Regions from separate parts of the Homo sapiens genome. Here region 1 is linked to region 2. The links are chromatin contacts, found by Hi-C or POLR2A ChIA-PET in ENCODE. All regions are on one chromosome and are shown on one strand. The core of a region is the stretch at or near the end of the contact, and the rest is flanking DNA. Distances in the headings are between cores, read along the strand shown.

Region 1 (2,862 bases), core at 163-2,662, 48 kb after region 2:
CTCCCAGGTTCAAGAGATTCTCCTGCCTCAGCCTCCTGAGTAGCTGAGACTATAGGCGCATGCCACCATGCCCAGCTAATTTTTGTATTTTTAGTACAGACGGGGTTTTGCTGTGTTGGCCAGGCTGGTCTCGAACTCCTGACCTCAAGCGATCCATCCCCTTAAATCATGTAAAATTTCATGAGTATGTGCCATGTGCAGTTTTCTGTGAAGAAGATCCTTAATCTTCATCAGATTCTCAAAGCGATCTATGAGCCAAATTTAAAAAGTAAAGACCCATCAGCCCCAACTATGATTTCTCTTCCAGAAGCTGGCCTTCTCAGCTCTGGCTTGACTTACTGGTATAGTGTGTGGCTGGCTTTGGAAAGAAAAGGAAACTCTATTTACATTATCTGTATCCCAGCATCCTCACCTCTTCCATGAGTCTAGCTGAGTAAGAGTTTGGATGTTAGTTCCCATCTTTTCCTGTGTATTCATTATAATGCATGGAACTATGAGAGTAATTCCCATGTTAAATGTGGCCAGAGAGGTCGGCAGACCAAGGAGCAAGTTACTGTCCTCCCAAATTACCATTACACTTCCACAGAAAGTCCTCTAAAAACTTGCCACAGACATTACCAAACTGTCACCCTTTATTGTTCCAAGTCAAAGCAGACCAAGTACACCTCAATACCAAAGCTTTTCTCCCAGAAAAAAAAAAAAAAAAAAACAGGAACTCAGAGTCGGCAAAGACTCTCCTAAAACATCTGTCCTGGCCAGCTCTTCATCTGGATCGGTGCTGACAGAAACAGAAACGCCAGGGGCCGGAAATGCGGCCAGCGCGATGCCCCTCTGTTCTGGGCACCGTTTATTCGAATACCCCGTCAGGTATCATCAGGTGTCACTCAGGAAGGAGACACGCCCTGCCTGGACTGCCGCGAACGCTGAGCGTTACGGGGTACGTGGTGGCCCCTCAGGTTACCGACCGGGTCGGTTAGATTCCAGAGGACAAAAGGCAGGGAACAGCCTGGTCTTGGGGTCTTTAAACAGAGAGGCGCCATCTACTGCCGAGAACCCAGTCAACATCTCATGGACAAAGCTGCACTAACCCCCGGCCGGCTGAGCTCTGGGCCCCGTTAGCCTTTCTTTGAGGCTCGTCCACTAAAAGGCAGCCCCAGTAGTCCCAGCTGAAATGCTCCACACCCGAGCCCCGCTGGCCTGCGGAAGCGAAGACTGACAAGCACTCTGTCCGCGCGCTGAGTGGGGGCTCGCGGCACCGGGTGCTCCGCCCAGGCCCCAGCACACTCACTCACCAGCCTGGTAGCTCGGTACGGCCCGGGCCCCACGATGCGATGCTCCATGGCGCGTAGGCAGCAGCGGCCGCAGCCGCGCCAGCGCTGATCCCCGCCAGCCGGAGGAGCAGCAGTTTGAATCCCAAGCCCGCGGGCTGCGGGCGCTGATTGGGCGGCGCGGCAGCACGTCACCGGAAATGCGCGGGGAGGCAGGCGTCTTCTCCGAGACCCGCGGCGCTGGGAGCTCCGCGTGCGAACTTGCCCGGGGCGAAATCTGTTGCCCACCCTGGTCCCACCGTGCGAGCACACCTAGGCAGGTGCGACTAAGGGGCCGGGGGCGTCTCCCCAGCGCTGGAAAACGCTGTGCAGCGCCCTTCCCAGATTTCTGCGTCCGCGCAACACAAACACACGCAACGCTATCTCTACAAAAGGGTCAATAATAGGTGTTATCCAGCGACCGAAACCCAGCTTTGGGCCGCGTGGATAAATACCTGTCCTCCCTACCAAGTGCACTGTGAGCCTGGAGGTGCTGCTAACGCTGGGAGAAGCGGTAGTGAAATGAAGCGAGGCGACAGCTTTTACCAGTGTAGGGACATTTAAAAACGGGATAGAGAGCACAAGGAGCGTAGACAGTGTGTTAAGGGCAATAAAGAGCGGGAAGGGAGCCCCGATTCCTCTTCTGTTTGTTCTCATGATAGTCTTTTCCCCTTTAATTTGAGTTCTATGTTTTGTATTGGGCTGATACTTTTAGTCCTCGGCAATAGGGTTGTGAGTCCTTTTTTGACTGCTTAGAATTTTCCCCCTGGGAATTGCTAGTCCGATTTGCAATCTTTCAGAGGGACAAATGAAGTAACTCCATATACTTAGGACTCTGTACACCTACTCAAATTTGGTCATCTCGGTAAGTACCCAGGACAAGACGTTGAAGGAGTGAAGGTGTGCCATTCCAAAATATGCCTAATTGGTATATTGATTATTTCGAGCGGAAAACATTGGAGAAATGGTAGTTTCAGAAAGGGCAAGCTGACCTGCCTCTTCGATGCAGCAGGCCACAAAGATTTCTCTGGGATGGGCATCCTCTCCCTACCACGGTGAGAAAATAGCCTTTATCACCAAAGGCTTGGAATTGAAGGCTGCAGTGGACCTGAATAAACATTCTTAACGAAGTAACCCTATCTTCCACTAGGAGATATAGGAGATTTTTTACATATATCTTCTAGTGACTCCCTAGAAAATGTTACTGCCTTTGTGAGCTGTGGAAGTTAACTCGAGTCACAGGGCACCAAAATATGTTAGCAGCTGCCCATATCCGAGACACGGCCCCAAAGTATGTTACAGGCAGTGAATTCCTACAGATCTGCAGCAACCTCAATTCTTGACTCCTCAGAAGAAAGAGTTCGACTGAGGGGCATAAGGCAAAAGGAGAGACCAAGGCAAGTATTAGAACAGAAGTGAAGTTTATTAAAAAGCTTTGAATGAAAGGAAGTACACTTGGAAGAGGGCCAAGCCAGTGACTTGAGAGATCTAGTGCGTAGTTTGACCTTTTGACCTGGGGTTTTATACGTTGGCATACTTCTGGGGTCTTGCTTTT
Region 2 (2,814 bases), core at 183-2,682:
AGAACTCTCTTCCTGCCTCTTGAAACTCTCACTCTTGTATAACTCATTATTATGAAGCTCCCTCTTGGAAACCAGCCATCTTATAAGAAGTATGACTACCGTGAGCCCACCATGTTGTCAAATACCTAAGCAACAGGAAGAGGCCCTAGAAGATGAGATACTGCAAGGAAATAAACTGAGGTAAAGGAGCACCAAAATTCCAGATCTGCAAATAAACAAATATTCCTGGAGGTGGATTCTCTAGCCTCAGCAGCCGCAGCTGATGCCCACCTAAGCAACCTTCCAAAATTCCTGATCCACACAATTATGTAAAAACTACAATGGGCCGGCACAGTGGCTCACACCTGTAATCCCAGCACTTTGGGAGACCAGGGTGGGTGGATTGTCTGAGGTCAGGAATTCGAGACCAGCCTGGCCAACATCGTGAAATCTCGTCTCTACTAAAAATACAAAAATTAGCCGTGCATGGTGGCGTGTGCCTGTAATTCCAGCTACTCGGAAGGCAAAGACAGGAGAATTGCCTGAACCCAGGAGGCGGAGGTTGCAGTGAGCTGAAATTGCACCACTGCACCACTTCAGACTGGGCAACAGAGAGAGACTCCACCTAAAAAAAAAACAAAAAAAACAAAAAAAAAACTAAAAAAAACTACAATGGTTATTTTAATCCAGTAAGTTTGACATAGTTTTATTACACAACAGATAACTAGAAAAGAAATGTGTGGTATCTGCAACAGGATCGGGCAGTGAAATGGATGCATGAAGGGCCTCAGATGGACTTCTTAATAGAGGTTGAAAGAACAGTAAGGAAGTTGTTGTGAAACAGTATGGAAGGTGGAGAAAAAAATCTGTGTTGCACAGTGGCATAAATTTCAGTACAACTGTCACCTGTGGTAATAGGGAAACTAGAAAAGGTGGATCTGGTGAACAAATTTCCCAGGATGAATGATGAAAATGACAACTGGTTTCTTTTATAACAGCTGCAATAACCAGGTGTGGATTGTGCCAATTTAAGAATGATGAGGTGGATAAATTTGAAAAGAAGAGCTTTATTTCTCATAAAGGGTTTCAGCCTGTATGCTGGCCATCCCACAGGATGGGAAACAAAGCCTCCAACAGCAGCTGAGAGCAAGCACTTTGAGGGAGGGGTAAAGGGAACAGGAATTTATGCTGAGTGAGGTAGCCAAATATGCATATTTAATAAGCTAAAGGAAGAGTCATGAATATTTATGAAAGAAGAAATATGCACATGTGCAATTGCGCTTCATGCACCTTTCATGGGTTGCATGTTCAAAAAATGGTGGCATTAGCATGATCTGAAAATGGAGTTTTCAGCCCACTGATGTCAAAAGATGAAGCAGAGGACACAAAACCATCACCGTGTATCCTCCACCAGTCAGCCAAAACCGGTCTGGAGATGGTGGTCAGTTTTTAGCAAGGGATGTATTGTGAAATTGCAAAAAAAGTAGGAAGAGTCCAGTCACAGCCTCAGATGATTGGCTTAAGATGATAAAGCAATGAGTCATCTGTTTCTTGTTCTCCAGAGCTGGTTTCTGTTTATTTCTTAGGAAAGAAATCTGGTTAAAGGTTACTAAGGAAGGGACATACTGAGGCTTGTCCAACCCCCTATCCCATCATGGCTAGGAACTCAGTTTATAAGGTTTCTTTTTTGTAGAATCCTTTTTATTTATTTATTATTTCAATAAGTCTTGAGGGACAGGTGGTGTTTGGTTACATGAATAAGTTCTTCAGTGATGATTTCTGAGATTTTGGTGCACCCATCACCCGAGCAGTGTATACTGTAACCAATGTATAGTCTTTTATCCCTCATCACCCTCCCACCCATTCCCCAAGTCCCTAAAGTCTATCATATCATTCTTATGCCTTTGCATCCTCATAGCTTAGCTCCCACTTATAAGTGAGGACACGCAATGTTTGGTTTTTTATTCCTGAGTTACTTCACTTAGAATAATGGTCTCCAATTTCATCCAGATTGCTGCAAATGTCATTATTTTGTTCCTTTTTATGGTGGAGTAGTATTCTATGGTGTATATTTATACACACCATATTTTCTTTATCCACTCATTGATTAATGGGCATTTGGGCTGGTTCCATATTTTTGCAACTGCAAATTGTGCTGCTATAAACATGTGTGTGCAAGTGTCTTTTTCGTATAATGACTTCCTTTCCTCTGGGTCGATACCCAGTTGTGGGATTGCTGGATCAAATGGCAGATTTACTTTAAGTTCTTTAAGGAATCTCCATCCACACTGTTTTCCATAGTTGTACTAGTTTACATTCCCACCAGCAGTCTAAACGTGTTCCTTTTTTGCCACATCCATTTCAACATCTTTTTATTTTTAATGGTCATTCTTGCAGGAGTACAGTGGTATCACATTGCGGTTTTGATTTGCATTTCCCTCATCGTTAGTAATGTTGACCATTTTTTCATGTGTTTGTGGGCCATTCGCATATCTTTTTTTGAGAATTGTCTACTCATGTCCTTAGCCCACTTTTTGAAAGGATTGTTTGTTGTTATCTTGCTGGTTTGATTGAGTTCCTCGTACATTGTGGATATTAGTCCTTTGTCAGGTGCGTACTTTGTGAACATTTTTCTCCTACTCTGTGGGTTATTTGTTTACTCTGCTGATTATTTCTTTTGCTATGCAGAAGCTTTTTAGTTTAATTAAGTCCCATCTATTTATTTATTTGTCTTTGTTTTGTTGCATTTACTTTTGGGTTCTTGGTCATGAAGTCTTTGTCTAAGCCAATATCTAGAAGGGTTTTTCTGATGTTCTGCGATTTTTATGATTTCAG

What was found. Hi-C counts contacts between places; a loop is a spot of excess contacts on that map. ChIA-PET counts read pairs that join two places held with the same protein, here RNA polymerase II (POLR2A). Pooled maps may share reads with other maps.
Region 1: a loop to region 2 is called in a pooled map, with 2.4 times the contacts of the local background. The contact joins the promoter of DEPDC1B here to the enhancer-like site in region 2. A Hi-C loop is called at or near these places in 4 of 50 pooled maps. POLR2A ChIA-PET finds 5 or more read pairs at or near these places in 8 of 52 experiments (A673, Caco-2, OCI-LY7 and 4 more).

Annotation. Positions count from the first base shown.
Region 1 is chr5:60,698,754-60,701,615 of GRCh38, forward strand. DEPDC1B (DEP domain containing 1B) reads right to left here and starts at 1,413. Exons shown (of 11, transcript NM_018369.3): 1 at 1,293-1,413. The coding sequence starts at 1,340. LOC124900982 (a long non-coding RNA gene) reads left to right here and starts at 1,487. Exons shown (of 2, transcript XR_007058779.1): 1 at 1,487-1,588.
Region 2 is chr5:60,650,924-60,653,737 of GRCh38, forward strand. All of the region lies in intron 2 of DEPDC1B (DEP domain containing 1B), which reads right to left. Among named protein-coding and RNA genes, the nearest start is that of DEPDC1B, 48 kb to the right of the region's middle. RefSeq lists a silencer at 1,179-1,473. Within about 2 kb of position 1,433, at least 2 of the 41 ENCODE cell types and tissues checked have a DNase peak (open chromatin) inside an H3K27ac peak, as active enhancers do; they include PC-3, where a contact is called at or near this core.